Linked DNA regions of Mus musculus: regions 1 and 2 are each linked to region 3. A link is a loop called in an ENCODE intact Hi-C map of the cell type or tissue named here. Cell type or tissue: heart. All regions are shown on one strand. Each heading gives the region's core, and the rest is flanking DNA. Links, peaks and the distances in the headings are about the cores only. Region 1 holds the start of Klhl6 (kelch-like 6). Region 2 overlaps Klhl6 (kelch-like 6). Region 3 has its middle 23 kb from the start of A930003A15Rik.

Evidence for each region. Hi-C counts contacts between places; a loop is a spot of excess contacts. Peaks named below come from ENCODE experiments on the same cell type or tissue, not always from the same donor. Only the 100,000 strongest peaks of a DNase experiment are listed, where the experiment ranks them.
Region 1: it touches region 3 in a loop (4-fold over the local background); 5 of 42 quality-filtered maps call a loop at or near these places.
Region 2: it touches region 3 in a loop (2.7-fold over the local background); 5 of 42 quality-filtered maps call a loop at or near these places.

What each region holds. Positions count from the first base shown.
Region 1 is chr16:19,978,850-19,989,697 of GRCm38, forward strand. It overlaps Klhl6 (kelch-like 6), which reads right to left and starts at 4,200. Exons shown (of 7, transcript NM_183390.3): 1 at 3,868-4,200. The coding sequence starts at 4,154. In heart, for the core only: no CTCF peak of the experiment used is centred there; a DNase peak (open chromatin) is centred at 4,202; H3K4me3 peaks cover 3,097 bases; H3K27ac peaks cover 2,621 bases.
Region 2 is chr16:19,964,946-19,975,793 of GRCm38, forward strand. It overlaps Klhl6 (kelch-like 6), which reads right to left. Exons shown (of 7, transcript NM_183390.3): 2 at 989-1,154. Among named protein-coding and RNA genes, the nearest start is that of Klhl6, 13 kb to the right of the region's middle. In heart, for the core only: no CTCF peak of the experiment used is centred there; a DNase peak (open chromatin) is centred at 8,706.
Region 3 is chr16:19,901,375-19,912,222 of GRCm38, forward strand. No RefSeq gene overlaps it. Among named protein-coding and RNA genes, the nearest start is that of A930003A15Rik, 23 kb to the left of the region's middle. In heart, for the core only: CTCF peaks have their summits at 5,964 and 7,095 (motif pointing right); no DNase peak of the experiment used is centred there.

The sequences.
Region 1 (10,848 bases), core at 1,240-6,239, 75 kb after region 3:
TTTCCTCTCCTAGCCAGAATTCACTCAGACTATGCTGTTCATGTGGTATGTGAATATTCTCTCTCCCTCCCCCTCACCCTGTCCCTCTCTCTCTCTCACACACACACACACACACACGTATACACACACACACACACACACACACACACACACCCCTATCTCTTTGGCCAAGATCCTAAATTGGCCATTGATCATTGTGTCCTAACTCCTTGATGCAATTATTGGTCTAGGAATGGTAATTGAAGTCTAGGCCAATCAGCATCTTTCGCAGGTGTTTTTAAACCAAAAGCAGAGAAAATCCCTTAGTTTCCTCTGCAGTCAAAGCTGCAAGAAATGAGTCTCGGGTCTATTAAAAAGCAAACTTCAACCATGTGGCAGAAGTCTGAATTGAGAAGTCCAACAGGAGGTACAGCCAGGGGAGAGGTAGAGAGAGAAAGAGGTGGCATCCTGAAGGCCTGGAATTCTGCCTTTCCTGGTCTCTGCCTCATTCCAGTCTTCCTATGATTTAGTAATGTGCTAAAGCTGACCTTATTTGAATTCCTACCTCTTGGAATCTGTAATTTTACTACTGTTATGAATCATAATATAAATCTTTTTTGGAATTGGAGATTTGCCAGGGGAGGCATGACCTATAGGTTGAGAACCTCTGCTCTGTACTATGGCCTTCAGGATTCTGTAGACGTTGAGCTCCTCCTGACACAGGCTGAACGGTTAAGATCTCAACTACTGCCTGACCTCCTTGCACCTGTTTCTTTACTGGGTTTGCTTCTCTACACTGCTTGGGAGGGGATTTTTCAAGACTATACATACTACTACACATGTACATTTATCTTCTCAAATAAGCCAGAGGCATTTCTAAAAAAAAAAATCTGACTTACTGCCACATTCAATGTGTTTTTAAACAAACAGATGAATAAATGAACTGTTTTATTATTTGCATTCTATGACAACTCACTTTCAAATGTAGACCTGCAAATCTTTAGCTGCAGATATGGTTGCTGGGTCTTAGAGAGGCCAAACAGTTCCTCCCCGATTTACAGAGCCAGGAAGCTAACTTTTGAGGTTTACTCTCCTTTGTTCATTTCTCAATCTTCACAAAACACATTTTTCTCCAACTTCCTTGTTTCTCCCAAGACTTTAAAATAGGTCCACAAAGGGAAATCACTGTCTGGATGACTAATATTGTCCCTGTTTGGCTGACACATTCCTACCCTACCATTCTTCTGGTGCACAAATAAATTCTTGCAATTGCTTTTCTATGTGTGCGATGAGCAGGAAGAGCAGGTTGTTGTGAGTTAAACAACTCCCATATATTTATTGACAAGGCCATGGGCAGAGTTTGAGGCAAGTGGTGCCTGCTCTGTACCATATACAGAGGTTGCTAATTTTGTTCTTCAGTGGTGTCACGACTTTAACAGATGTCTCACCCCTTCCAAAACCTTAGAAACAAAGCAAAGAGGCAGTGAGTCACTGTCAGACCCAATGCTGATCCTTGGTCTTAGGATTCAAGTTGACTATTTTTTTTTTTAATTAACTGGCACCTAGACTTCAGCCCCCACCATGTGTAAGACAAGCACAATATTATTATGCACAAAATTGTTGAACACAAAATTTTGTACACATTAAATGGGCTAAGTGCATGTGATACAAAGCCTATTCCACACAGTTGCTCAATGAACAGAAAACAGAGTCCTATAGCCAGACCTGTATCCATTATAGGATGAAAACTACATTGGAAATACCTAGATGTAAATCAAAAGAAAGGTTAAGAAAGTCTACATCCACAGGCAGACACTTACACCTGTGTGTGTTCCAGCTTCTTACTGCCATACTGGCCTTGAGGACCAACAGAGTGTTTTCTGCACTGGCAAGGACATATCTGAACTAAAGCACCTTCTGTTTATGAGGAGAAGCCCAAGAACCAGAAAAAAATTGATGTCTCAGGGGAAGCCAGCCAATAGTCCTGTCTTCTAAGCAAGCAAACACATCTATGAAACTACCAACCAATGATAGCAATTTCTCAGTGACTCAAAACATAAAGAATAAACTGAAAAGGAATACCCAGGGCACTGAGACAAATTGACTTTCATTCCCTCCTGAATGGGAAATCTAGTGGCCAGTACAGGGGCAGGTTAAGCAGTGTGTTTGTGTCAACCCATTTTTATGACCATGCTTATATTTTACCAAGATAGGCTGCAGATAGAATGATGCTCCATACTTAGTGGCAACTCATACGTCAGTTAAAACAAAGACTCTTAGAATGTGTGGAATCCTTGCTCCTGCAATGGCCAGGTAAGTAATGTGCAGTTTTCATTTCCACATCTGAAAAGGGGGCATCTGTCACCTCTATCATGCCAGTGCAAAGCGAAACCAGTGACCGTTGTTTGTGGTAGAAAGCAGTCATGACTTCCCTCAATTCACATAGGCTCTGCCTCTGGCCTTGTCAACATATGGGAGTTCTTTACATACAACTGTCTAACTCTGTTGTTTGAATTCTAAAGAAAAACTTTCTCCTAACTACCCCAAATAAAATACAAATACATATATGAATGAATGATCTGAGCTATATATGTATATGTACTTGCTTGATGTTTATATATTTGATTATGTATAATCATATTTTATTTGAAATATGTGATTTTTGAAAATATTATATATATTCACATGTTATTTTCTTAAAATCCTCAACCAGAACTGAAAGGTAGGAAAATCTCACTAAAAATAAAGTGATTTTTTTCCCCCTACTTTCCAAAACACCTCCCTTATCCACACCATCCTTACTCACTGGTTCTCTGTCATTACCACACTAATGTTGACAATGCTGGTCCAGCTGTATTCATACAAGGTTTCAACAAAGATTTTATGAGCAAATGTATCTACCAGGCACTGTGTGAGATCTTTTCACTAAGAGGATCATTACAACAATGATAAAAGAAAACTGTCACTATACCCATCTACCAGTTGAAATTCAGAGTCGCCTAAAATCTCATGGCCAAGAAAGGGCTCAAGTGACATGGAAACATAGTGTCATCTCACTATGACACCTCAGGAGCCTTTCACATCCAGAGGCTTCTTGCATTGTTTGTCCTTCCCACCACTCCTTGTACACCAGAAACCCCTAATTTTCAGCACGTTATGTGATAACTCCAAGAGTGAGGCCACATTTTTTTCTCTACCTCTACTGATGAACAAAGACAACATCATGTTTTAAACACATTAGTCAAACTGAAGAAAGAGGGGAAAAAAATCCCCCTGGCTTAAGTAACGTCACACCCTTAAAATCAAGGACATAGTGTGGTGTGTGTGTGTGTGTGTGTGTGTGTGTGTGTGTGTGTGTGTGTGTTTAAAGCATATTTTCAATTTTATCATTCCCAAAGTACACTTGTCAAGGTAAAAGATAACAAAACATATTTTTAAAGTATGTTAGCTTGACTCTAAGAGATGATAAAGGATATTAAGACAGAGAATTAAGTCTTTCAAAGAAAAGTATCCGAATGGTGGAATCAGACCAAGGATGAGATGAAAGGTTCCAAGTAATAAATAATAAAATACTGCTTCTAAATGGTCCCAGTTTCTCTTGACCTAAATCAAAATTCTAAAGGTTGATAGTTTCCTTTCTTACATTTTAAGTAGGCACAAACCTTAGTGTATAAGCATACATATTTATATTATACATAGTACATAAGGTAATATATAATACAACATGATACCTAACATACTCTATGTAAGAATATATATAACCATAAATGTAACAGCAAACAAATCAGACTGAGCTTGCTCAGTCTTGTAGATTACAGAGCTCTCGCATCTACAGATGTTTTCCTTGCAATATACATGCAGTTTGACTCGGATTCAAAGCAGACTGACCTGAAATAGTTGCTGGCTGCAGCAAGCACCACTCGATGGCAAGAGAATTCCTGAACATCCACACACAAGATGACGTCTGTCAAAGCATTTTCCTCTCTCAGCGTCTCCAGGCCGTTCTGAAGAATTAAAGAAAGTCTCGTGTCGTCAAATTTTACCTTCTCCCCAGTTAATATTTCCACCAAGTCTCCCCTTTTCTGGGAGGACTTGTCTGTAGTCAGTGCTAAGGGTCCTTCCAAGCTCCTCTCTACCACATCGCTCATGGTGCAGGCGCCTCTTTGTCCTGCCATCAACGTCTAGACTAAAGGAGCTGCCAAGTTTCGGGGAGGTCACACTGCAGAAGCTGAACGGATTTCCTGCACAGGCCCCTCCACTTATCACCAGCTGTCACACATACATAACAGGAAGTCTCACACTTTCTCATCCTGTTACTACAAACACCACCAACTCCTCCTCTTCTTTCTGTGGACTGTCACAGGGTTAGGAATGTCTTTGAGTGGGTGCGTAGATCAGGGATCTGGTGGGGGTGGGGGGGGGGGGGAAGGTAGCTTATCTGTGTCTCCCGGGAGTACGGTTTAGTCCTCTCCCACCTCACGCAAACCTCTGCTTCCAGTTATTATCTGTTTACTTATACCTGCATCAACAACTAAGACTTCAGAGAGGAACTGCATAGGGGGACTTCTCTGTCTCCCACTATCTGAGACCCCTTTGGAGCCTTACCTTTCTTCTGAATATCCCTATAAACTTTCTTTCTGAATTTTAGGGCTTCTCTAACACATACCTTCAAATTTCTCCATCTTCCTTCTGCAAATGATTTCCAAGGGCCTAAGAATCACATGCTCAGATTTAATGAAAGCTATGACCATACTCCTGGTATCAGTCTTCTGTATTAGTTACATCGTTCTGATCATATTATCTGACAGAAAAAATATTTAAGGAACAAAAGATTTATTTTGGTCCAGGATATCTGCCCACTATGCCTGGAAGCGGATGGGATAGTGGGTCAGTCTCCAACAATAACACCACGTGGCATATGTTGTTCACATGGTGGTAGCTCAGAAGGGTACCAGTAACCTTCAAAGGCCTTCCCCTAAATGACCTAATTATACAAATTAGGCTGTACTTCATAAAGGTTCCATAGCCTCCCTAATAACACCAGTTGACAAATAAACGTTCAAGACATAGGCTTATGGCATGACATTTCAGGTTCAAATCATAAAAATGCTTCTAACTATATCCTCTGGTAATGCTGAAAACAATACACAATGACATGAGCCTCTTCATGACAACTTATACCATACTCTCTCAAATTATAGACATAAGGCCAAAACTGCTCTAGCTCCTTACCTCCTCCCAAACACACACACAATAAAATAAAATTCAGTTTCTCATTCATGAGTGTATCTACCAAACTCCTTATTGTTTTATATTTATTTTTCACATGCCTTAAAAACTACTAATGAGGCCATCATTGGGAAGAGAGGCCCCTTGGTCTTGCAAACTTTATATGCCCCATTTCAGGGGAACACCAGGGCCAAGAAGTGGGAGTGAGTGGGTAGGGGAGCAGGGCGGGGGGAGAGTATAGGGAACTTTCGGGGTAGCATTTGAAATGTAAATAAAGAAAATATCTAATTAAAAAAAAAATGAATGTAGCCAGATAGGAATGAGATGTAGACCTCTCAGCTCCTCCTGCATCATGCCTGCCTGGATGTTGCTATGTTCCTGTCTTGCTGATAATGGATTGAACCTCTAAACCTGTTAGGCAATCCTAATTAAATATTATCTTTTATAAGAGTTGTCTTGGTCATGGTGTCTGTTCACAGCGGTAAAACCTAACTAAGACATGTGTCAACCTAAATATATTCTAAGATTCATCATTAACTAGTTCAGTCTTTATAAGCACTGATAGATTATTTCTCTTCCAGTGAAGTAAGCCAATTTAAGCCAGATTAGAGTATAATAAAGGCAGGTTTATTTAGAAGCTGATCTCAGGTGGGTTCACTGGCCCAAAGGACAAGGCCCTTCCAATAAAATACAAAAGCCACTAGCAAAAAGCTTGTTGTCTGTTTGTTGTGTTTGTTTGCTAGTTTTTGAGACAAGTTCTTGCTCTCTAGACCCAGCTGTCTTGGAACTCATAAAGATTTACTGGTTTCTGTCTTCTCAGTGCTGGTATTAAAGGTGTGTGCCACCATGTCTAGCTAGCAAAAACTTTAGTACTGTGTAGATATTCTAACTATATATTTCTGTCTCAGTTAGCTTTATGATACGCACGTGAAATAGACTCTGTTCTCATAGAAGTGGGTAGCTGTGATGGTTAGTGTTGATCATCAAATTGTCAAGATCAAGAATCACTTAAGTTCACATCCCTAGCACCCACATGGGAGCTGGGTGTGGTAGTGTTTATCTGTAATTCTAGTACTGTGTGGTAGAGACAGGAGTGATAAAAACAGGAAATAAAAACTGGTCAGGCAGTTTTAGGGCAGAAAATTCACTCAGCAATGAGTAAACCTCAACCCTACACAAAGAACTATAAGCAACTAATGAATGCTGAGAGTAGGAGAAATAGTTTTCCCCAGGGTAGAGTACATGAACTTTACACTTCCAGGATGATCAATCTTGAAAAGATATATCCAAGTGACACTGTATAGACTGAGCAGTTTGTATTTATGTATTTATGAATATATATGTACATACATATATATGTAACAACAGTTCATGAAAAGAGGAAGCTATGGGCTTGAAAGCAAGTGAGGAGGAGTGCATAGGAGGGCTTGGAGAAAGGAAGGGGAAGAGAAAAGTGATGAAATTGTATCTCAAAAAATAAAATAAAAAACTAAAAGCAAAAATAAAGTATCTTGTAAGAATGGATTTTTAAAAAAGAAACAGAAAGAGGATCTGAAGACAAAATAATTTAGTAATAGTGAATTTGAAGCCATATTGTATAATCATTATGTTATCCTCTTTCTAGCTATGGTAGCACTAAACAATGACAGGCCCTTGTCTCCTACCTCATCTTAAAACTGCAAAGAAGATGTTAGAATATTCAGCTCCTGTTGTTAAGCAATTTACTCTGAGATAAAACCTCTATCTTAGAAGGAAGAATCTTTTTTTTTTTTTTATCACAATAATCAGGGTGAGGCTAGTGAGCCAAGCTATTAGAAATGTTTTTCTTTTTATATATATTTTTATTAGGTATTTTCCTCATTTACATTTCCAATGCTATCCCAAAAGTCCCCCATACCCTACCCCCACTCCCCTACCCACCCACTCCCACTTTTTGGCCCTGGCATTCCCCTGTACTGGGGCATATACAGTTTGCGTGTCCAATGGGCCTCTCTTTCCAGTGATGGCCGACTAGGCCATCTTTTGATACATATGCAGCTAGAGTCAAGAGCTCCGGGGTACTGGTTAGTTCATAATGTTGTTCTACCTATAGGGTCGGGATCCATCCCATAATCAGCTTCCAAACACTGACACCATTGCACACACTAGCAAGATTTTGCTGAAAGGACCCAGATATAGCTCTCTCTTGTGAGACTATGCTGGGGCCTAGCAAACACAGAAGTGGATGCTCACAGTCAGGTATTGGATGGACCACAGGGCCCCCAATGGAGGAGCTAGAGAAAGTAGCCAAGGAGCTAGAAGGAAGAATCTTAAGAAAAGAGGATGCTCTAATAAAAGGTAAAACATTCCATCCTTCAGAGGGAAGGTCCTTAAGCTCAAAAAGTAAACAACTCATAAGTTTTAGAAAGTCTCTAAAACTGAGCAGATACACCAGGCCCTCCCTCCCCAGTTTTATACAGGTAGTAAGGATTGCTGAGATACATTGACCTAGAAGAATCTCAGGCCAACTGAGTGGCCTGGAAGATACAAGGACCCTTCAAGCTGCCTGGAAAAGATACTCTCCAGCCCTTTCAACAAACTGAAGATTGCTGTAGTGGGACTTGGTAATTTGGCTGTCTTTGAGTCATTTCTGCTCCTGTGGGTAACTCCTCATCCATACTCTTATAAGTAACCCAAAGAAAGCTCACTGACCTTAGAAGTATCCTTAATGCAAGTTGAATCTTGGAGCATTTAAAATTCACAAAGATGATTTTATGCATGAGAGTAGTCATAGAGGTTTGATTATATTGCCTAAAAAGTAGCTAGTAAGCACATTTGTAAATAAAGAAAACTTGAAAGTGGACTATACTCCATGATATTATCCATGTTCTGTTTCCAACATGCAATGATGGCATGGTACTCATGTGCTTCTTTTTTAAAGAAATATGTGAAGCACCATGATATCTGCCACTTATTTTCAAGTGGTTCAGCAAACAAAAATATTTTACACAGGTAGAAAAAGCAGCAGATAAATCTAAACTCATTAGACTCTCCTTTAATATTTCAAAAATAAATTATTTGGGGAGTTGCATAAGGATCATAGGAAATATCCAGCATGGACCATAACATGGTTTGTATATAATTTGTCCCTCAAAGGGTCAAGATGAACACAGGTTACAGCATGGCCGAGGAAATCTTAGTGTGTAAAGAGTAGGTCTTTCTGAAAGATTAATATTTTTCTTGAAGGAAATATGCTCTCACTCTTTCAGGATGCCCCCACAGAGCAAGTTGTTCTGTATAAGCTTGACACTGCCCCTAATCCCCTCCAGAGGATTAGTGATGCTGACTACTCTTGCTGGTACTCCTTCCCCTTCCAGAGTGATATCACCTGCCCTGAGGCTGGTGAGGGCCAGGTACATGTCAACATCGTCCTCTTGAACCCCCCAGAACCACAAACCAATCATTCTTGCTTCTTACAAATTACCCAAAGTACCCCAGTACGTTGATTAGTAGTATAAAACTGACCCAAAGCAATGAAGCTTCAAAAAGTGACAACATAGAGTGCTTGTTGTCACCACTACCTTGCCACTGACACTGAATCTTACTAAAAGGTCCAATTGAGTACAAGAAGGCCATAGAAATGGCCATTCTTGGTGTACATCAGCAGTAATGCCATGGCCCTGCTCAGGTGAGGTAAGAGGAGGGTCCAGGAGACAGTTGGGAGGTAGGGACTGGGGACTTCCACTCAGTCTCATTGCGAAACAGACAGGTGGCCTGTCGCCCTTAAAATACTTCAGCCAGGGGAAAGAGAGGTGATCAAGTCCACTGAATCTCAAGCTACTGCTTGTCAGCAGCATGCCTCTAGATAAGAGGTGAGAAACAAGGAAAATAATGGGCAATAAGATCTGCTTTTCTATTTCTCCATGTCATCTGTATCCACAAGGCTAAGATCTACTTTACTGAGAGATTCCTGAATTTGAAATAACTGAAGTATTTCTAGACTCCATACTTTACTGATATAGTAAATATGATACAGTAATTACTTCCATGTAGGGGGAAGTGAAGGTATATTTTTTATTCTATCTGAGATTAGAAAATTTACCCATCATCTTCACAGAGGATACTTGAGATTTTTAAGTGTTTGTATCTGGGGGAAGAATCTTACCTAGTGTGGAAGAGAGAGTTTGAAATCCATTGCCCAGCTTAGGGGTCCAGCACAGGCATGGGGAAACAGAGAAGCAAAGCTCTATCAGGAAGGGCCTAAACTCTAGACTCACATAAATGTGAATTTAACTCCTGTTTATTGTATTATCAGACTGTGGCCTTGATGATTTGCTCAAATTTTTTAATGTTTGGTTTTTCTTATCAGTATGACTTTTTGTTAAAGAAAATTATTTTAAGAACGTTAAAAGTAATTTACATGTCAATCAGCCAGTACCAAAAAATGGTTTTCAGTGTGTCTACAGGGAATTTCTACCTCTGCTTGGTTTTTTTCCATATGATTTAAATTTTTCATTGTTTAACAGTAGTTGCTATTTATTGAGTATTACTATGCCAGGTGCCAAGGACGTTCTATAGTAACTTCTCACCTAATAACCCCCATGAGAGATCATTACAGAAAGTCATTTGTGTGTCTAAATTAGACAATACAACCTTTTCACCACAGTACCCTTTTTTCTTCATCTTTGGGATCCTTTCTGGGTTAATGGCATGTACAAAAGAATACTAACAAAGGGGATTTTCAAGTTGGTCTTTTTCCAAAAGTTAAATTTAATTGATTTTATTTACAAAATGTCAAGGCTGTGTATTCTGCAGTGCAGACACAGAAATGAATTGATATTTCACCCAAGCCTTTCACTGGAGGAGGCCTCCAACTTCATAAGACACACATGTAGACAGAAAAACTCCACATGTAGAATGTTCAGACAACTATAGCAGGGAATAAAGTCCAAAATTCTATTGACACTTTAAGGCAAAATCTTTAATGATATGTTTTTAAAACTTTATACTGTTCTTCAACTTAGTTATTTCAGAACAATAAAAACTCAGAAAGTGGGCACCTGGAGCTGTAACACCGTTTGCAGCATGCTACTGGATTGGCCTGCAAGAAAATCCTCATGGGGGATATTAGGGGACTCCTATAGGGAAGCTAGAGCACAGAGAGAAGCACCAATCTTTCTAAGGACAAATCTAATTTTAATATCCACAGAAACTCTCCCACATATCAGTTCCTGTGAGATGTAATAATATAGAATGAGTTAGAAAATCAGTTGGAGACAGAATGCCTGAGTTTAAAACTCATTTTTATCAATTGTTTAGTATGACCTTAGACAAGTCAGTTAAACTCAGTGTCTTGGATTTCTCATTTATAAGATAGAGCTAATGATAATCATATAGATGACATACTCTTAACTGAAATATCCCCCCATATATGTGAGGTTAGTTCTTTTCCTGTACAATATACACTTGACAAATTTTAGTCCAATGGGGTAATTTAAAAAGGATAATTACTGTTGGGGTTTGAGAGAATTAATAAACTTTAGACATGGGACCATCTGATGCTGACATTTCATAAGAAATCTAAGTGTAATTACCAAAACAAAACAAAACAGGGAGACAAAGCCCCAACTAGATATCTCTTGCCACCAAATGAAACTTCTA
Region 2 (10,848 bases), core at 5,799-10,798, 65 kb after region 3:
CTCAATGTTCTTCTTTCACAGCCACCAAGTGCTTGTCACATGTATCTTCATGCCCCCACATTTAGACAGCATCATCACTTGAAAGCTGCATGGTGTGTTGGCTAGCAGTACTTTCTTCCATCATAAAACCCAGTTTCAAATCACAGCACTTTCAGTCATATTCTGTGTTGCCTTAATTTCTTGTCCAACTCATACTCAGATCAGATGTTTTGTATAGGAAGCATGAGCTCCACCACTGGCTCTAACTGGGCTGCTACACTTGGCAGCCATTGTGCTGCAGTTAGATACCAAGTATAGAGCCAGGCACTACATTCCTCCCTTAATCTAATGAAGTAGGCAATGCCTCATCGCATCACCTTCCACTAAATATCCAAACAAATATCTTTGTAACCTTGACTTATGTGTGTGTGTCTCTGTGTGTCTTTCCCTCTCTCTGTGTCTCTGTCTCTCTCTGTCTCCTCTGTCTCTATGTATCTGTGTCTATATGTCTGTCAGTCTGTCTGTCTTTCTGTACACGTCTGCTGTCTTTCTGTCTGTTTCTCTGGGTATATATCTCTGTGTCTATATGTCTGTCAGTCTACCTGTCTGTCTTTGTGTACACATGTCTGTCTGTCTTTCTGCCTGCCTGCCTGTCTGTCTGTCTTTCTGTCTGCCTATCTGTGTGTGTGTGTGTGTGTGTGTGTGTGTGTGTGTGTGTGTGTGTGTGTATGTGTGTGTATCTCTGTGTCTATGTCAGTAAGTCAGTCTATCTGTCTTTGTATACATGTATCTCTCTTTCTGTGGGTCTGTCTCTCTGTGTGCGTGTGCGTGTGCGTGTGCGTGTGCGTGTGTGTGTGCTCGCACGCGTGCGCACATGCGTGCATCCACAGGAGTGCATGCATGCATGTGCAAATCTCAGATACAGGTCTGGCAGCCACCCTAAGCAGGTCTCTGAGAGCTCCCTGCTTTTATTCATTTCAAAGAGAATGGAAAGTGTTTGGTCACACACCTGGAAAAGGTTGGCAGCCTCCAGAACCCGCTGAACATTCTGCTTGGTGATCAGAGCCTTGCTTGTGTATGTGTAGACCAGGAGAGTGTGCATGGTCTCAGCATCCACCCCTTTAATAATGATCCTCTTCTCATACTTTTCTTTTAAGTCGTTGCAGAACATGGCCCTAGAAGAGAGACCTGTGATGTGAATCTTTTCAGGACCCTGTGCTCCAGACCTGAACATATCCCCCTTAAAGTCATCTGCCCTCCTGCAACAGTGAAGTCCCAAAGTCAGGACCTGAACTGATTGCAAACATAGAAACAGTCATTTCACTTGCGGACTTCTTGAGATCGTCCCTCTTGGTTCTTTGTCTCTTCTTGAATATGTTAATTCAACACCTAACACAAAGAAAAGTTCTTAAATGAAGTCACTGTATTTCAAGGTGCCATATTATTAGTCTCTCTAGGATCATCTGTACTCTTAACTGAACAACATTCCTAAGTGTAGTTTCTGAATTCTCTCTTAGAATCACATTCAGTGGATGATATTCTACTCCAGTTTAGCCCACACTTGGATTTCCCAGAAAATTAAGGGAATTGGGCATGCAAGAAGCAGTACATGAGGAAACCAAACAAGACCAGATGCTTAGAGAAGGTTGCTTCAGCCTAATCCTTCGAGGACTGGAGGACACACTTCACATCTGCCTCAACAAAAGATAAAGACATTGCTTTGGCACTGTAGTATCACATACAGCCTTCTGTTTGAGACAGTCAAGGAGACTCTAAGAACAGGTAATTCTCAAGCAACCTGATTTTTCAAAAGCCCAGAAGAAAGCCAAAAAATTAAAAAGTGCTGCCCAATGGTTGTGGCAGGCAGAAGGCTGGAGCCCTCTCAAACCTTAGACTCATTCACATCATGGCATAATGAGAATGCAAATGAGAAAATGCAAATGGTTATTGATAAATTCCCACCTTCCTGAAGTATTTGAAGAATATGTAAGACCACATACATCAGTTAAAAACACAAACAAGTATGACATTCCAGGCCAGATTGGCGGGATTTTAGCTGGTGAGAGACATGGTGTTTGGTGGATAAATTAATTAATTTTCCTGTTGCTGCAACCAAAGATAACAAGAAACAATGTAAGGGAAAAAGAATTCTCTGGCTCCTGCCTTGAAAGCACAGGTCACATGGGAGGGAAAGCACAGCAGCAAGGACAGTTGTGGCAGCAGGAGGTTGAGCCACTTCCTTGCATTTTCAAATCAGAAAGCAGAGATAGGACAGGAAGTGAAGCTGGGCAGTAAGTAAGGAGGCCTGCTCCCAGATACCCAGTTCCTCCAACTAGGTCCCACATCCTCCCCAAACAGCACAACCTAAGCACAAGCTAAGAACTAAGCATTCAAAAACACAAGCATGTTAGGGACAATTGACATCCAAATTCTGAGTAGGTCATATACAACTTCAGCCCTTGACTTGCCAGCATGTGTCCTGATCTCTCTTAGGTCCCCAGTTTCAGGGTTTCTGCACATTGTCCACCTTTATCTATAGCAAAAGTGGAGCCACAGTTATATTAGCACCACTCTAAAGACACTAACTCCTAAACCCTTTATGGGTACAAGAAAGAAAACAAAAAAAGAAGTATAAGAAAAGTGCCTTTCTTTCCAGGTCTCTGTGCACATCTGACTCCCAAAGTCTCAGCATTTCCTTGCTATCCTCTGACATGTTGTCATTGCCCTTGGCCATGACCACCATGTTGAACACAAGTAAGAGGGAATTAAAACTAAGCCAACAAATTCTTCATCGGCTGAACCCCCAGGCAGCTATTGCTGCACCCAGAGACTCATACTCACACATGCATGGACAAATTTTGGTCTCCATGGTGGCCAGTCACAGAAGAGACACTATAAGTAGAACTTAGGGCCCTTACCTGGAGCCTAAAAAAGGGACAATACTCAAGAAAATCAGTAGGATGCAAAGTCAAACATCAGGGAATTAATTCAGCATCAACACTGGGTCCACTAAACTGGGTCTGTTCTGTGGTAGCACAGCCAGCTTGGTTGTTAGCAATTTACCTCTTAGTGGGGGGGACTGGGGATATAGAGGGGGTGATGCATAAGAATAAATAATGGCACAGGCATATGTGGCACATGCCTGTTATCCGGGTACACAGGAGGTAAAGTAAGAAAGATAATGAGCTCAAGGCCAACCACCCTCCCACTATATAGCAAATTTAAACTCACCCTGGGATAAATGAAGTTATCTCACAAAAAAAAAAAAAAAAAAAAAAAAAAAGCCAAAGGGGAAGGATTGAAATGCCATAATAAACCCCACTCTTTGTATGTTAACTTAAAGAAATAAGAATAATTAAGAATAATAGCAGGCTGTGATGGTACCTGCCAGTAGGATATGTCAAACAAGCAGAGATAGGAGGATCACATAGATATATTTCCCTTTTTTTTTTTTAGGCTAAATGTGACAGCATACACATTTAGTCCCAGAACTTGAGAAGCAGGCAGTCAAATATCTGTGAGTTGAAGGCTTGCCTGTTTTACAACAATAATGACAAAAAGTTAGGAGGAAAAAATGAAGAGAAAGAAAGAAAGAAAGAAAGAAAGAAAGAAAGAAAGAAAGAAAGAAAGAAAGAAAGAAAGAAAGAAAAGAAAAGAAAAAAAGAAAGAAAGAAAGAGAGAGAGAAAGAGAGAGGGGGAGGGAGGGAAGGAGGGAGGGAGAGAGAGAGAGAGAGAGAGAGAGAGAGAGAGAGAGAGAGAGAGAGAGAGTTAGTTGCAGGAAGTAATAAAAAAGTGAGCCAGCATGTTCCCACTCTAGCATCTGCACTGTTGGGCCACATGGCTCCAGCTGGGTGATCTCAACTCAGTCATCTCTCTGTTCCAGAACTCCCATGTCCCTTGGCAGAACTGGCACATTCCCACACATGGTGCCACCATTGCGGTCCCGCTGGCTCTGTCTTTAACCAACCAACTCCCCAGACTGCAGGTCCCAAGTTCCTCTCACTACCATGCAATGACCGCCCACCCCAACACTCAATTACCTGGTAGAATCAAAACTCTTAAGACTTATAATTATGGTTAACTTATCGGATTTATGTATCAATAAAATCAAAATTTACAAGATGCCAATTCAGTAATTTCAGAGCCAATTGATAATGATAAAAGCTTTATCCCAATTATTCTAACCTTATGATATCATAACTACCTGTGGCTGGATCAAGGTACACTGGTTCACGTCCACCTCCATTTTGCCTTCCTCTCTCTTTCCCTGCTATGCTCTCCATCTCTGCAACTCTTAGTGCTGCCTCCCTTTTCCCTGTCTGATCACAGGCCTCCTGCTACCCTAATATAATTGGACAGGGAAAATCCAACAGGAAAGAAAGGAAGAAAAGAAAAAGAAGAAGCCGAAGGAGGACTAGTGATAAATGTGAAGGTGTGAGTTGAATTCCATAAGGTAGAAATAGAACCAACTCCCAGAAATTGTCCTATGACCTCCATGCATGAGCCCACACACATGTTCTCCCATGCCCCCACCTCTCTCAATAACAAATATAAAAATAATAAAAAATGTACCCCTTAGCATATAAGTAAAACATTGCATAATAAAAAGTAGTTTCTAGAAAGATGTGAACCAACTTGTATGAGATCCTCATTTTAAAACAAAAATAGTTTCAGAACAGAAAGACAGTTGCCCAATACAGTGAATCAATGATATCTCAGTGGAGAGCTTGAGTCATTCAGCATATCTCCTACCACATGGACGTAGCCATGCGCCACGACTCGAGTCTCCCATCACAGCCATGGATGGAGCCACAGACCCATGATTCATCTACATGAAGTCAGACCCAGATAAAAACGCTGCCTGGATCACACAGCTTTCCAGTGTCCATGGGGCTTAGCCTTCAACTGAGGTCCCTCCTCAAACTTCCTTTATTCAAAGATGCTCTCCTTCATGCTGTACCCAACCTAAAATAATCACTCCACCTTTCTTTCCTTTCCTTTCCTTTCCTTTCCTTTCCTTTCCTTTCCTTTCCTTTCCTTTCCTTTCCTTTCCTTTCCTTTCCTTTCCTTTTCTTTGTAGATCCTCACAACCTGACATTGCACTATATACCTACTTGTTCACTAATTTAATGATCACCCTCCCAGCTACTATATGAACAGAATGAACTGACTGTCGCTGAATCCCCAGTGCCTACAACAATGATCCAGACCCAGTAGAGATTCGGTCTCTAGAGAAAATAAGTAAATAAATGAGCGAGTGAACTAGTTGATGTATGTTCTTTCCGAGATCCATAGAACTGTTTCTTGTTAGTCATCTGCCACTCCAAAAATTGTCAAACATCCTGCAGAGGATAAGGAGGAGTCCTTCCTCCCACTAAGAAATCAGACACTCAGGACTTGGAATTTGAAAGAGATAAATCTCCACAAGCACTCCACTTTCTACTCTGATGAGTTCTGCAAGCTCCTGAGTATCCCGAGATGTCACGGGTGGAACGTTTCACCAATTCCAAATGACCTACGACCTGTATGCCTCAACACCAGGCCTATAAACAAGTACTCCCCAGTCACATCTACTGTCCTACACATTTTAACCCATGCCTGTCCCTACTTAGTTCCCTATTAATCCCTTTGCCATCCTCTTCATATGAAGGATTAACTTCTCTGCTTCACTAAGATATTCTGTGCTGTGGTACTAACATTTACTACAAAGTGGATAAAATTCAACTCGAGTGTACAAACAAGTAGTTGTCTGTAGATGGCACAGAATTACAGCCTGCAATTCCAGTGCTCAGAAAATTGAAGCAAGAGGATTTTAAAATCAAGATCAATCTAAACTGTGTTTCAAAGTGTGTGTGTGCGTGCGAGTGTATGTGTGCAAGTGTGTGTGTGTGTGTGTGTGTGTGTGTGTGTGTGTGTGTGTGTGGTGTGGTGTGTGAGCACACAAGTGTGTGTGGATTCATATATATATGCAATTGGGTTAAGACATTATTTTTAGTTTCATTATGTGATGCACAATGAGAAGCATTGTTAAGAAAGGAATATGGTTTCAGGGTAGTCAATCAAAGGAGTTTCCATTGCAAGAAATCAGGAGTCAGAAGATCCAGCTGTGATGGAAGGTAACATGGTTTTGCTGTCTATGGCAGCCAAAAATGCTGAGCTGCAAGCACCAAAACCTTTTATTTCCTAACCCAATTCCTTTTTTTTTTCAATTAATTCCTTTATTTTAAAATGTGGATGTTTTCTCTGCATGCATGGTGTGTACTCCACACACATGCACAATGAGAAGCATTGGGGGTACTGAACTATCATGTGGGCACTGAACCTAGGTTCTTGAAAAGAGTAGCCAGTGCTCTTAACTCTCTGACCTTTTCCCCAAGCCAATTCTAACGAAACAAAGCTTACAGACATTCATCTTAGTCCAAATTCTAGTCTCTAGTTATTCTCTGAAGTCCTACTTACACCCTCAGAGAAAGGACTCTGGTCAGCATGGCTCTGGCAGGCCTTGCCCTTCTCCCCCATTCCCCTCTCTCTACTAAAACCATTTAATTACATTCCAAAAGCTAGCCACAAAGATCTATTCCTATATTTGGCCACTTTCTCCTCCTGAGACTGACTATGAAGGTCCAGCTATTAAAGTATTTAAATCCAGCAATCAAACACCCTCTTCGATTTACCTAATTAACATGTCCAATTAAATATACCACCTCATCCTAGCCCATTCTAACACAGCATTCCCCATTTTGTCTTCTTAAAACTTACACCTGAAAGATCATTTGATGCTATGTTTGGGTGCAGTTTGTGCCTAATCCAAGCTCAGAAGGGGAAGCTTTCTGTTCTCCTAACACTCAGCCTCACTCTCCTAACAACCTTAATGGATCAATCATAATTTAAGCTCCAAGATCAGCCACATCTGAATACTGTATGTGCCTGTCAGAAGAACAGAATCCTGAATTTTACCAGGCTTAAACCAAATGAGTTAAAATCTTTGGGGATGGGGTTTGTTTGAGACATCTTATTAGACTCTATTCTGGTCCTCATGATTCCTTAGCAAACCAAACCATAAAAACCACTGCCCTAATTCAAGCAGGATAGAGCTTGCCTATAGTTCCAAACTGAAGCTGAAGCAACATACATTTAAGGCAAGCCTGAGCTACTGTCTGGGTTACTTTTCTATTGATGTGTTACGTTACCATGACCAAGTCAATTTACAGGAAAAAGTTTATTGGGAGCTTAGCGTTTCAGAAGGTGAGTCCATAACCATCATGGCAGGTAGCCTGACAATATACTCCACTGGAACAATAGGACTAGGGGCCTACATCCTAATTCACAAGCATGAAACAAAGAGAGAAAACTCAGTGGGAGTGGCATAGGCTTTTCATACCTCAAAACCCACCCAGCAACATAAGTTCTCCAACAAGGCCACACCTCCTAATTCTTCTCAAATAGTTCCACCAAGTGGAGATCAGACATTCAAGTATGTGAGCCCATAGGGATATTCCCACTCAAATGAGCACAGCTACCAAAAGAGAACCTGCGGTGGGGGGTCCCCTAGCACAGACCCCTTTGGGCTCCCACCTAACAAGAAGATATAATAGAGATCAAAGTTAAGAAAATAACTGGCTAGGGCTAGGACAAATATTCACCTGGAAATTCATGTTTGTTTTTGTTGTAGAGGTTCTCTTACATCTTTTGAGATCCAGCACTCCCAGGATCCCATCAGGCCTAGGGATTCTTCACAAAGGAAAGAGGGACAAGCAACCTCCTCATCTTCTCAGCCTGAAAAGCTCATGCTACCAGGCCTTGCCTTGGCCTCTTATGTCTCTAGCTAACAGACTGAGAAAAGGTACTGCAGCCTGTACTCAGGTAGCACAGTTCACTGGAGCTCAGAGTTTCCATTAACAGCCTGATATAAAAGCTTTATTAATAATAACATGAGATGTGTTCTTGTCTGTTGTATGCATGCAAATTCACTCACATTTGGAAGAGCAACTTCTGCTGTGGTTTTATTCCCCAAGGGTTTGTGTGTTCTAAGCATGGTCCTCAATGCAGCAGTGTACATGTGCTGGAACCTTTCAAAAACCAAGTACCAAGGCAGCTAGTCTGTTAGGACATAATCATCCTAAGAACCAATGTGGTTCTCATGGGACACTGCTCAGTTGTCCAAAAAGAGTTATTTGAAAGAGGAAGACTGGCCCTACCCCCACAGCTGTCTGGTTTCTTGTCTCACCATGGGACCTTGCTCCCTGACATACTCCCAGCTTATAACCTATTAACTGACTGTCAAGGCCAGAGCCAGGCCAAAATGCTATCACTATCTATGCCTTTGCACCACCAGAACTATATAACCCCTTATTATTATTATTAAAGTTCACAGCCTCAGATATTTGTTATAGAAAAAAAAAAACACCTAACATGTATCTTCAGAGTAGCATTTGAAAGTTCATAGACATCTTTCTTTCAACTCCAGATACATATCTGATAGACAGCATCCCACATTTCTCTCTTGAGTTTAAAGTCAGGTTATTTAACACTTCTAGCCATTGAACAAGCATTTGAACTAAAGTGACAAAGGAGCTTAAAGCTGAGCATTCCCTTCACTGACTTTAAATAGTATCAGATCTTAAAAGAACTTCTGTTTGCCAACCTTCTGGTTCAAGTTGACCACTCCTCAAAGTCACTACATATGGCTTTGGGGAAGCAGAAGTTGGCTTGCTTATTGTGCAACCAGAACCCTCAAAACCCCACTAGGGCAATACTGGTGACTCAGCAAGCCATAGGATTCTTATCATCCAAATTTATGACAGGAAGGCCTGTTCTGTCTTACAAGATCAGACCCAATAGAACATAACAAATACTCTATACAGACTCCGGTGATGATCCAGACACAGATCTGATGGCCATTCTTGTTTTCTTGCTCACTATCATTCTTATTCTGTTTAGTAGGAGCATCAGGTTTCCTACTGTGACCCACCCCTCCCCCTACATAGTCTTGAATGTCTCAGTTCTTGGGCCAGTGGTGACCATAGTCCAAGTCCATATAATACATCTCCCAAGCCTTAGTGATTAGTTAGGGCTGAGTGCAGAACAAAGTGGATCCAAGCAAAGCCAGTTTCAGAAACTTCTCTGGATCTACTACTATAAGAAATTTGTTTCCCATTGAAATTGTTGAGCTGGTAGAAATGAAAATACAAAGATATCTGTGACCTCCTCCTCTCTAACAGAGGCAAGAGGAGGGGAAAGGAGACACAAAGAGACAGAAACACATAGAAAGAGATTAACTTGAACACAAGGATCCATCTGTACCTAAAACCAATATACCTAGACTTTTAAAACATAAATGAGTAAGTACACTTTAGTCTTTTTTAAATGCCATGGCAAGCACTTTTTAATAATTGTCAGATGGACAGAGACATGAGAAGACACCCACATGGACAGTTTAAGAAGATTAAACTATTCCACTCCACACTCTGACCTACACTCTATTATAACAACAGTGTAAACAACAGTGAACTACAGCATGATCTTGCACAGATACATGTAATAGTGTGATGAGAACTTGGTTCTTAGAATCAGACCTCCAAGGTGCTGATGCTAACTCTGCTCTCCTACCTGCGCTTCTATGTTATGCACATGGTGGTTATTGCTTGACTCAATTTGCCTTTCAGTTTATCTCACACCCTCCACTGGAAACGTAGCCTGCCTGCCCTTAACCCAATGTTTCTCAACCTGTGAGTCATGACCCCTTTGACAGGGGTCACCTAAAACCATCAAAAAACACAGCTATTTACATTACAGCTTATAACAGTAGTTAAATCACAGTTATGGAAAAGCAATGAAAATATGCTATGGTTGGGTCACCACAACATAAGGAACAGTATTAAAGAGTCGCAGCATAAGGAAGGTTGAGAGCCACTGCCCTAACCAAATACCATTTGCCTCCCAGACCACTTCCATGAGGTCTGCTTAGAGTGGCACTTAATTAGACTAGGTGAGCATTGGTGCTTGTCGTCTACCACCACATTCCAACCCTAGGCATCCAATACCATATTCTTGCTCTTCTTACTATGTTCCGTCCCAAACTCACACAGGACCATGTAGAAGCTCGCTGTGATGGCCACTTCATTATCTAGAAGATAGGGACCAGCCTCAGACTTAACTGAGCTTTCCCTACACATAGACTTTGGTCCACATCTCCATCCCAAGATGTAGAGAATCTGCTAGTAGCAGAGTATCCCTACTGTGGAGCACAGTGCTAGTCATATGAATGTTCCAGAGTGCTCCCACTGCCAGCTGCCAGACTGATCTGGACCACAAGCCTGAGATTTTGCTGTCCATGATACAGAAGCCAGAAGGCAAGAGGAGAAAGTTGGGTACTCCTGCTAGAGAGCAATAGCAAAACCAGAGAGGGAGGAAGGGCAGGATGAGGAAGAGAGGGAGTTATGCAGGCTCTTCTTGTGCTTAGGTGCCAAGGCTGGGGCTCCAATCAGCACCTATGACACTTGCCAGGCTTTGGCGCTGAATGTAGACTTCTTTAGTACACAGTGAAAGAATCTCTACTTCTAGTTGGTCTTCCTTCATAGAGAACTTTTTAAAAATTCAAAGTACAGCACCCCAAAAGCCTAAGCTAATCTAGGTGACACAGGATACTGAATATAATAGCTATAGTACTTCCTGCACTGTGGTCAAACGTTGCAATACAGTTTTCAGGGTTACTGAGCAGTGGGAGGAAACTCATACAGAAGCCTTCTGGGATACTTCTGATTGTCTGCGAGCCTCGGAGCAGGCAAGCCTTTTGTGATGACTAAGCTATAGGCTTCATTTGTCTTCAAATATTGATATCATTTGAGTCCATTGCTCCATACCTGTGAG
Region 3 (10,848 bases), core at 3,959-8,958:
TTCTTTCATTACAAAGATAGAACATGTAACTTTATCCAGCATCTCTCCAAACATTTTTTAATTCAAAGTTTATAAAATACAATTTTTACAGCATATGAAAGCTAATTATCACAAAAGACAGAAAATATTTTAAAATAATTTAGTATGCTGTCCCTCCACTTGTCTGCCATTTGGTGACATGAGCAAGGGAGAAATGCCCACCCCTACCAATCACGCCTTGCCACCTGTGGCAGGCAGAAGAGTTAGCTCAGGCAGTCATGAGAGCAGAAAAGTTGGCTTCCCTCTCACTAGCTGCAGCTTTCAAGAAAACAGGCCCTGCATCTTGCCTGGGCAACACAGTAGAGCTGACCCTGGATTGAGGGTCAGCCAGGCCCTAGGGCATGAGAGCAAGAGAGCTGGTTCTGCCCCTTAACTCCTGCAGTGTTGGGTGAACTAGCCACCTCTGTGCTGGAGAGCTCGCCCTGGTGGTGTGAAGAACACCTGTGGGCCTCAACTCTCAGCTCAGGTTCAGATCCAGGCCTTTGAGTTGGCCCACCCTAACACCTACCCCATCTTTGAACTGCTGGAGGGTGTGAAAAGACTAGCCCTGCAGATCTAAAGCTGCAGAAGCTCCATGCCACAAGGCAACAGCAGGGTATCTGAAGGACTCCTGGTGAAGAACCAGTGTTGATAGTAGCTGACAGCTGAGTTCTTGGACCAGACTCATGATTCATTGAAATGAAGATTTGCAAGTAAAGAAGTGAGAACAAAAAGGTGTGTGATGGGATACACTGTGACACAGGACAGCTACCAAAACGGGTTTTTTTTTCTCTCCTGGGAAAGTAGCAAGGAAGAGGATGATTATGAAGGTACAGGGAGATGAGTGGAATTGGGGTACACACATACAAAAAATAAATAAAAAGTTAAATAATAATATTTTAGCATGTCCATGTGTGCAACATGTAGAAGGTCTCCAGTAGTGTACAAGAGGCTCTAGGCCTGCACATTCACCTCCCACTCACTCCCTGATTTGCCCAGAGTAGCAATCCTGTCAGCACCTTGCTTACTAAGTGTCTTTACAGATATGCCTTCTTAAATCCTTTGTGCTGTGTTTACACTGTATCTGTTCTATGGTTAGCCTGTATGTTTTATCTTTTTTTTCAATTTTAAAAATGTTTAGCAATTTTCATTTGGGGCTTTTGCAAAATTTTTAAATAATTTGCTTACATTCTTAAAAATGCTTTATGTTTTTCATTAATTTTATTGGATATTTTCTTTATTTGCATCTCAAATGTTATCCCCTTTCCCACCCCCACCCCCGCAGAAACCCTCTATCCCATCCTCCTTCCCCGTGTATCTATGAGTGTGTTCCTCCACCCAACCACCCACTCCCACCTCCCTGCCCTCAGTTCCCCTACACTGGGACATCTATCCAGCCTTCATAGGACCAAGGACCTCTCCTCCCATTGATGCATGACAAAGCTATCCTCTGCAAAGTGTGCAGCTAGAGCCATGTATACTCCTTTGTTGATGGCTTAGTCCCTGGGAGCTCTTGGGGGACTGATTGGTTGATACTGTTGTTCTTCCTGTGGAGTTGCAATCCCCTTCAACACCTTCAGTCCTTTCTCTAATTCCTCTATTGGGGACCCCATGCTCCGTCCAATGGTTGGCTGCAAGCATCCATCTCTGTATTTGTAAGGCTCTGGCAGGGCCTCTCAGGGGACAGCCATCTCAGGCTCCTTTCAGCATGTACTTCTTGGCATCCACAATAGTGTCTGGGTTTGGTAACTGTATATAGTATGAATCCCCAGGTGGGACAGTCTCTGGATGACCTTTCCATCAGTCTCTGCTCTACACTTTATCTCCATATTTGCTCCTGTGAGTATTTTGTTCTCCTTCTAAGAAGGACCGAAGCACCCACACTTTGGTCTTCCTTCTTATTGAGCTTCATGTAGTCTGTGAATTTTATCTTGGTTATTAATTTTTAAAGTTAATATTGGAAACAGGTTTCATTATGCCATTTTCATGTATGTGTCATTATACTTTGTTCTATATGTCCCCTTCTCCCTGTGTCCTTCTCTGTACCCCTTCTCAGTCAGTGCCTCCCTGCCCCAGACAGCACCCCCTTCTGCTTTTAGGTCACTCATGTCCCATAACTCTCTGTTCCCCAGATCCTTAAGATCTCTTCATTCCCTTCTCATCATCTTCTGTCTAGTTTGCTCACACAAATGCTATTCAAGCATGCATGTGTACACAATAACTTTATTCTGAGTTCCATATATGAGAGAAAATGTGCAATATTTGTCTTTCTGAGCTTGGCTTATTTCACTCCACATAATGATGTCCAGTTCCCTCAATTTTTCTGCAAAATACTGTGATTTCATTTCTCTTCATGGCTGAGTAACATTCCATTATATATTTGCCACATTTCTGTATTCATTCTATTGATGGACTTATAGACTACTAGACTACCTCCATGTCTCACTGTTGTGCCTAGTACAGCCATGAGCACAGATATAAAGGTACCTCTGTGGTCTGTTCACTTAGTCTTCACTGTTTATGCAAGGGTGAGAGAGTTGGCTCATAACAGGAGTTCTACTTTGAGACAAGGTCTCTGGGTTATCTCCTTCACCTGTAGACCATAGAGCTCTGCAATGCTGGGACTGTTCAGGGCAGCCATGCTCAGCTATTTTTAGTTCTTTTGTGAAACCTTAGTACTGATTGTTACTATGATGTAAACTTTTTATTCTGACAGCCCAGGCCCTGCTTCTTTGCCTCAGAAGCTTAGAACCTTAAGGTCAAAGGCGCTCCACAGACATGCAGCATCCCTGCCCCTAGAAGACCTGGGATAGACTCAGGAACCTACCCTACCCCCACCTACATGCCTCATGGGAAGCATAGCTGGACCAAAATCTTTGACAAATGGTTTTAGTGGTAATGAACCCCATCCTAAAAGCCTTTTTCAGATTGGTTCCTTTCTTTATTCTGATCTGGAAGGTGACCCAAGAAAAAACAAGACATCTCTATAGGAACTGAGAGATTGACAAGAACAGAAACTGAGACTCCACCTACCTCTGGTGAAGAAGGTGCTGTTTGACCACTTGACCCTGCAGCAGCCAAGCAACAAGTGGTGGTAGAGAGGAAAGCATCTTTTAAGTATTTTTGTATTTGTCCTAAGACATTCAAAATAACGTTATGGTAGGGGGTCACCACAATATAAGGTTTTGAAGGGTGGCAATGTGTTGTGTGTAGCTTTGCTACCCTGCCTAAGCTCCAGGAATAGGCCATGCTTCTCTAAAGCATTTTTTTCACTCAATCTCCCTTACTTCTCCCTTCTGTGGAGCTTAATATTTCTATATACTTAAGAACATCTAAACAATTACTATTATACTCACTTCTACTTTAAAAACAATGGAATTAAATTTTATTTATCCCTATATTTTGATTATCTGCTTGTAGGAATCAGGCAGTTTTTTCTGTCTGGCTCTCTGCCTCAGAGCAGTCATCCTGCGTCTTTTCACAGCAGAAGATCTGTGAGCTAAGGCTTTCCCTGTGTTCCTTTGTTTAAGTTTCCTGCACACTGGAGCCATCACATGACTCACTCTGCTCAGCTTAATAAGAAAACAATTCTCCCCTCTTCCTAGACCTTTATCACTGTGTGTGTGATCAGTCTGAGAACTCCTAAATGAATAGTGGATTCTCGACTTCCACATTGGGTGCCATCTGTTTCATGTAGCTTTGCTGCCCTGCCTAAGATCTGGGAAAGGGCCATGCTACCAGCCCCTATCCAGCTTCCCTTGAATTTACAGATAAAGGACACAGACACACACAGTTATTCAATTTCTACTTGCCTTTGACACAATTGCTGGGTGCTGTTTATCTCCTGCCTGGGAAAGAGTGCCATTATCAATATTCTTATCTCCACACCTCAGTTGTATCCAGTGCCTGCTAAACACCCTTTACCACCTGCCTGTAGGAGCAGCCTGTGTGGCTACTCCATTTGAGATCTTACATGACTGGTCACCTTTTCTCCATCAGAAGCATGGTGAACTCTCCCCCCCTTCCCTCCCCTCTCCCCTTCTCCCCCCCCCCCCCCTTGTATCTGTCTCTTGCCTCCAGGGACCTGTAAGTCCTGCCTATTCCTTCTACCTAGCAATTGTCCCATGACTTTTTTACTGACAGATCAAGAACCAATTGGGGAACAGGACCTTAGCATCAGAACCATTCCTTCAGCAATGTCAAGGAGGTTGAGAACCACTGCCCCAAGAAACCCTAATCAACCCATAGGTGTTTGATCATTGAGAGTAGTTACTGAAAAGGTAATTTTCTTTTCATCATTAGAGTGCAACAAACTAGTAAAAAGTAATTTTTAATTCAATAGCAACAGCATGATAATTTTGAGTTTACTTTCTCATTAAAAGCTGTTTATGAGTTTACTTCTCTTAGTGAAAAGCCTATCTGCTCTAGGAAAGGAATGGTCTTGTGGTTCTTACATTTGAAACACCCTGAGCCCTTAGGGCTATTGTTAGAATTGGAGCTTTTTTTTTTTTCTTTTTAGTGCCTACAATTTACTGCTTATGAAGAGACACCATAACCAAAGCAGTTTATAGAAGAAAGCATTTAATTTGAGGCTTGCTTATAATTTCAGGGAGTTAGTCCATTATCATTGTGGTGGGAGCATAGTGGCAGGCAGGAAGACACCAGATCAGTAATTGCGAGCTTACATCCTGATCTGTAGCCAGGAAGCAGAGAAAGATTGAGCCTGGTGATTGCTTTAGAAATCTCAAAGCCTACCACCAGTGACACATCTCCTCAAACTGGGCCACACCACCCAATCCTTCCCAACAGTTCAGCTAACTTGAAACCAAGCCTTCAAACATATAAGGAGGCCATTGTCATCAAACTACCACACTCAGATACTTATTTTAAGGCCTGGTGGTGGCAAGGTCTGTGAGCCTGTTGGGAAGCTCCATGAGGGATAGCAGATAACTAAGAATCAGTTTTGAAATTTTCTTATTTAAGAATCTCCAATAGTTAAACATTTTTAAAGCTTTTAAGTTTATATAAATAAAACTAAGCACTTTTTAAGCATTATATATTTATCATCAGAGAAGCATTATGTCCATCCTTTGCATCCAAAATTATTGAAAAGCCAGAATATTTTTAAGGTGAAATCTGAGCGTATTGCTATAGATGGGCCAGCCAGGCAACCTCAGGGAAGAGCAGGAAGAGATCTGTTTACTGATGTAGCAGGAAGTGAAAGGACTGCTGTCCTGCACCATGAAAATGGCTACTGGAAAAGGAGGCCCTTTAGGAACTGTGCATATATGGTGTTCCCAAAAATGAAAGTTTGCAGGTTTGCTTTAGTGTTTTTGTTTCAACTTCTTTAAGAAATTTTCTTAACTGTTGTGCTTTCCTGTGATATTTGGGGGACAAAGAAAGTGAAAAAGCAGCCACTTTAGGGAAAGCTGAGCTCTTTCTTTGTGACAGGATTCGAAGTAGAATCAGGCTGGTCTTGATAAAGAAAGAGAAATAAGTAAATAAGAGAGTTAGGGCTGGAAGGGAACTTATAGAGCATGGATCCCTGCTCCTAAGATTGACCAGATCAGACCAGCCTAAGATGCCCAAATTTCCCTTCATCTCGTCAACTTTCACCACTCTAGCCAGACAAAGTGGGATCCTTGGGGAGATTCAGAGCTTCTGTCTCTTTTGGCAACTGCAACATCCAAAATTCGCATCCCCAACAAAGGATCATCCAGATGTGCTCCTATGAAGGAGGGCTACTCTTTCCTCACATCTGGTGCTCAAAAATGCTTAAACTAAGTCATTAAGGATTCCTCACACAGTGTGATAAATTCCTCACATGAGGCACCAAAATGTTTTAGCTTGAATGCATTAATACTAAACTTAGAGTCAGGAAGCTCCACCCATCACAGGACCATAACTGAGGAGCTATGAACATGATTGGCCCTCTGGTGGGCACGTTTAAAAGTGCAACCTACTTTCTGCCTGAAAATCCTAAGGCTGAAAGTGCAATTTGAAGTCATTTCCAGCCCTTCTTTTCATTTGACACATATCGTATGGCTTTGCATATATCACATGTTAATAATAAGCCTTTTTGGTCAGGACAATATCTCCATGCTACAACCTCTCTGTGTTTCAGTTTTCTCAACCAAGGCAGCATCAATTCACACCCAGAGTTCATACATGGATACACAAGATGGCATTTGTCAAAACTGTTTTCTGGGTCAGGATGCACTGCAGACAGAGCTTGTATAGAAAACATTACCCACTCTTTCTGGCCAGATGGTATGAATAGGACACTGTCCTGTGAATTTACAAAACATTATATAGTATGGAAATCTATGTTTTTCTCATATACAAAAGAGTTTTCAGTAATAATGGGATAATTGCTGGGTGTCAGTTTCATAGAACTTTATAGTTTACTACTCACGATTCCCAGCAGATGCTGATGCAACAATATTTGTTGAGTGTTTAGTTTGGTCCCTGATGGGTGCTGCATGCTGAAGACACAGAGACTGACAAGAAAGTCCTCAGGCCTGGGAGCTTTTAGTCAAATAAGGACAGTTCTAGCCTCTGATGTGTTTGGAACATTTACAACATTGGGCAGTGAGCTAAACATCTTTTGAGAATGGTCTCATAAAATTCTCATTCAAAACATATTACATACAATCTATTACCCAGATTCTTCTGTGTTGTTTTGTTGTGGTCACCTTGTGAAACAGTCTCATATAGCCCAGGCTGCCCCCCCTCACTCCCTGTAACTGAACCTGGAACTATTCCACGTGCCTCCACTCTCCTCCCAAGTGCTAGAGTTACAGGCATGCACCCTCATCATCGTAAGCTTCTTAGCCTGTGGGCTATGACTCCACAGGTAAAATTCTGGCAATTGTAAAAGGTTTCTAGACACAAGATGACCAAGAAAAATCAAGGTAAAACATAATGAATCAGAGGTGTTCTGACAGTGCTGGTCCTGCAACCACACTGCAGTTTTCATTTCTAAGCACATAACATGCACACTTTGTCCTGCTATGGCACACACCACCATGCCACACGGAACCAGAAAACACTCCTTGAGATTCCTCAGCTCTGAGTACAAACGTGCCCAGCAGAGGGCCAACAATGTTCATAGCTCCTCAGTTAAGGTCCTGTGGTGGGTGGAGCTTCCTGACTCTAAGTTTATTCTTAATGCATTCAAGCTAAAACATTCTGTGCAGTGTTTTCATGGTACATACATAACACTTTCTGATGCATGCAAGCACAGCCAAACTAATACTTAGCATTTTTCTTCCACTATTCCTTAGCACATGAGCGTCAGATAGTCAAGCTTAGCTTCCGTAGTGCGCTGCATTAGATCGCCTAACTTCTAAGATTGCTCTTTGAGTTGTTTGCTTAAGTTTCATAAAGAGAACAACAAAAATAACCATCACCAGCAGCAGCAGCACCACTACCACCACAACAGCAACTGTTAGTTGAGCCAGGCATGGTGGCATATGCTTGTAGTCTCAGTACTTGAGAGGCAAAGGCAGGCTGATCTGTGCAACTCAAGGCCATCATGGTCTACGTGTTGAGTTCCAGACCAGTCATGGTTACAGTGAGACCCTATCTCAAAATAGTCCTTAACATACTTCTGCCACTTTTGTTCTGCATATTTATGTAAAGAAGCATCCTTGGCATTAACAATTACAAATTAATAAAAATTTCAGCCAGAGAAGAAAGGATGGACCATCTAGAGACTGCCATATCCAGGGAGCCATCCCATAATCAGCCTCCAAACGCTGACACCATTGCATACACTAGCAAGATTTTGCTGAAAGGACCCTGATATAGCTGTCTCTTGTGAGACTACGCCGGGGCCTAGCAAACACATAAGTGGATGCTCACAGTCAGTTATTGGATGGATCACAAGGCCCCCAATGGAGGAGCTAGAGAAAGTACCCAAGGAGCTAAATAGATCTGCAACCCTATAGGTGGAACAACATTATGAACTAACCAGTACCCCGGAGCTCTTGACTCTAGCTGCATATGTATCAAAAGATGGCCTAGTCGGCCATCACTGCAAAGAGAGGCCCATTGGACTTGCAAACTTTATATGCCCCAGTACAGGGGAACACCAGGGCCAAAAAGTGGGAGTGGGTGGGTAGGGGAGGGGGGGGAGGGTATGGGGGACTTTTGGGATAGCAGTGGAAATGTAAATGAGGAAAATATCTAATAAAAAAAATTTCAGCCAAATCTAAAGACATCAAAGATGCTCTGTGCCCTGCTATGCCAAATATTCTCCCAAGGTTTAATTCTTTATGTAAAAATAAACAAGCATGCTGTATAGTGGTAGTACACACCTTAAATCCCAGAACTTGGTGGGCAGAGACAGGCAGATCTCTGAGGATCCTGGGCCATCCTGATCTACAGAGTAAGTTCCAGGATCACCAGAGCTACACAGAGAAACCCTGTCCCCCACCAAAAACAAGAAAAAAAAAAAAAAGAAAAGAAAAGAAAAGAAAAGAATCTACCTCATTAGTGTTTGAATTTGCTTTTCTCCTAAGTAAATAGTAAAATGTGTATACTAAATAACTTTAAAATAAACTTTGTTTTCTATTCATAAATGTTTGGGTTTATGCATATTTTATGTACCTATATGTCTGCAGTCATAGAGTTCTCAGGTAAATGGAGTCATGAAGGGAAAGCCTAAAGAAGCCTTCATGTTACCCTGCTTTCAAGATGTGGCCACTGGAACTTGGAAGCCCTTGATGCAGCAGGCAGCCTTCTGGGGTAACACTTTTACTGCACACAAAATTTTTACTATTTTGTAATTGCCAATGCCAGGAACGCTTCTTTACATAAGTATGCAGAACAAAAGTGGCAGAAGTATGTTAAGGACTTTGTTTTGCACTGAAGATTGTAACCCACCTCCCAAGAAGATGCATTCTCTAAAGTCACTTGGAAATAACATTTTTAACACCTAAATATTGTTTCCTGTAGTGATTCAGTCCAGTTCTTCCTTCCAGCCTAATGCTCCCAGAAATAAGACTCAAACTCAAAATATGTTTACATATACCTTGGCCATATAGTTAGGCTCTACTCTGACTAGATCATAACTAAAATAGCCCAATTATTTTAACCTACAATCTTCCACTTGGCTAGTTACCTGTGATCAGGTACCATGTGCCCATCTCATCACATCTTCTGAGCCAAATATCCCACTTGGCTTTATCCTAAAATTCTTTCTCCTCCTGGATGTTCCACCTCCTATTTTCTGCCTAAGCCATAGGCCATTATATTTATTATTGACAGGTGTCACGTGCATGCAGACATAAGATATTCTCTATACAGTGTCTGTTTTTAAAATAAATTAATTCCTAATGTCTAAGAATTTGCATTAGTATTGCCCTTCAGTACCTGTGGGACTTGGATCAGGTGCCTATATAGCTGCAATACAAGAACACTGATGTTCCTTATATAAAATAATATATTTGCCTATAACTCATATATATATCAAATATTTTGATCTTGTCTAAATTAATATCTGGCATAATACAAATGCTATGTATATAATTGATTTGTTACATTCTTTAGGGAATAATAATAAGAAAGAAAGTCATCATGTTTAACAGAGATACAGCTTGTTTTAAATATTTTTCATCAATGATTGAATAAATGGATGCAGAAACATAGATAAAAATGGGTCAAACATAATTTGTAGTTTAGTGAGTGGGATCTAGGCTTCCTGGAGGTCACTGACTGTAGAAGTGTGGGCTTTGGTTCCTGATCCCAGTAGGATTCAGAAGGAATGAATGCATGTGGTCTGAATACATCTATTCCCATTTCTATGGGCAGTGATCAGCATGTTTCTGTCATATGAGATGATTACCCTAAACACCCAGGACAGGTGACAAGCATTCTGAAGAGCCATCCACAGCTCATCTGGATGTGAGTGTCCAGAGCACAGAATCAGCAAGATCAGTGATTCAGGAGGTCAAAGTTTGTTGAGTTCACAAAACTTTAGTGTTTTTTTTTTTTTTTTTTTTTTTTTGGAGGCAATTTTCTAAAACCACCTATTAATGCAGCCAACTTGGACTTGTAAGCTGAAGGCCTCACCCTTTCCCTTCTCTCAAGTCTCTGTCCAAGCAAAGGTGTCTCTGTTCATACTATCTCAAGTGATAGGTATGATGTTCCCCTACTAAACAAATACATTTGTCACAATACTGTATATACCACTTGGTTATCTGAAGCTAGACAGCAGGAACTTTCTTCGTTCACAGATGGAACCTGAAAGGTCTCAGATGTAAGTTCAAGAGCGACACTCAGACAGATTGCTGGGGTAAAGAGTTTATTAGAAGAGTTGTTAATGCCATGGACAGAGACAGACTAAACAACAGCATCGTGGAAGCTCCAAGGAAAGTTCAGGACCCAGCAGCAGAGTTAGACAGCGTGATACAGCTCTGCAGAGAAGAAATCATGGCCCGTGTGGAGAAGTGAGAATCTCTTAATACTTTTCAGCGGGTGAGGTGGTTTCCCAGCCTTTTGTCAAGCCTCTCTGATTCCCAGTCAGGGAAGGGGTGGAAACAAGACCTTTGCCAGTCAAAGTCCCTGTTTATCCTAGCAATCTGATAACCAGGAATCCACAGACAATGTCTCTGAAGGTTGCCTGTGACAGGGAAGGCTGCTGAAGGTCCTGTGACCTAACAGCAGTTGGGTTCTATGTTACATTCTTGTGGAACCCTGGTGCTTACACTTGTCTCTGGCATACAGTAGGTGCTCAGTAACTATCTGTGCGCTACTTCACGAAGGCTCAACCAACATTTTCCTAGTGCACTGTCTGCCTAGGACTTAGGACAATGTCTACACCAT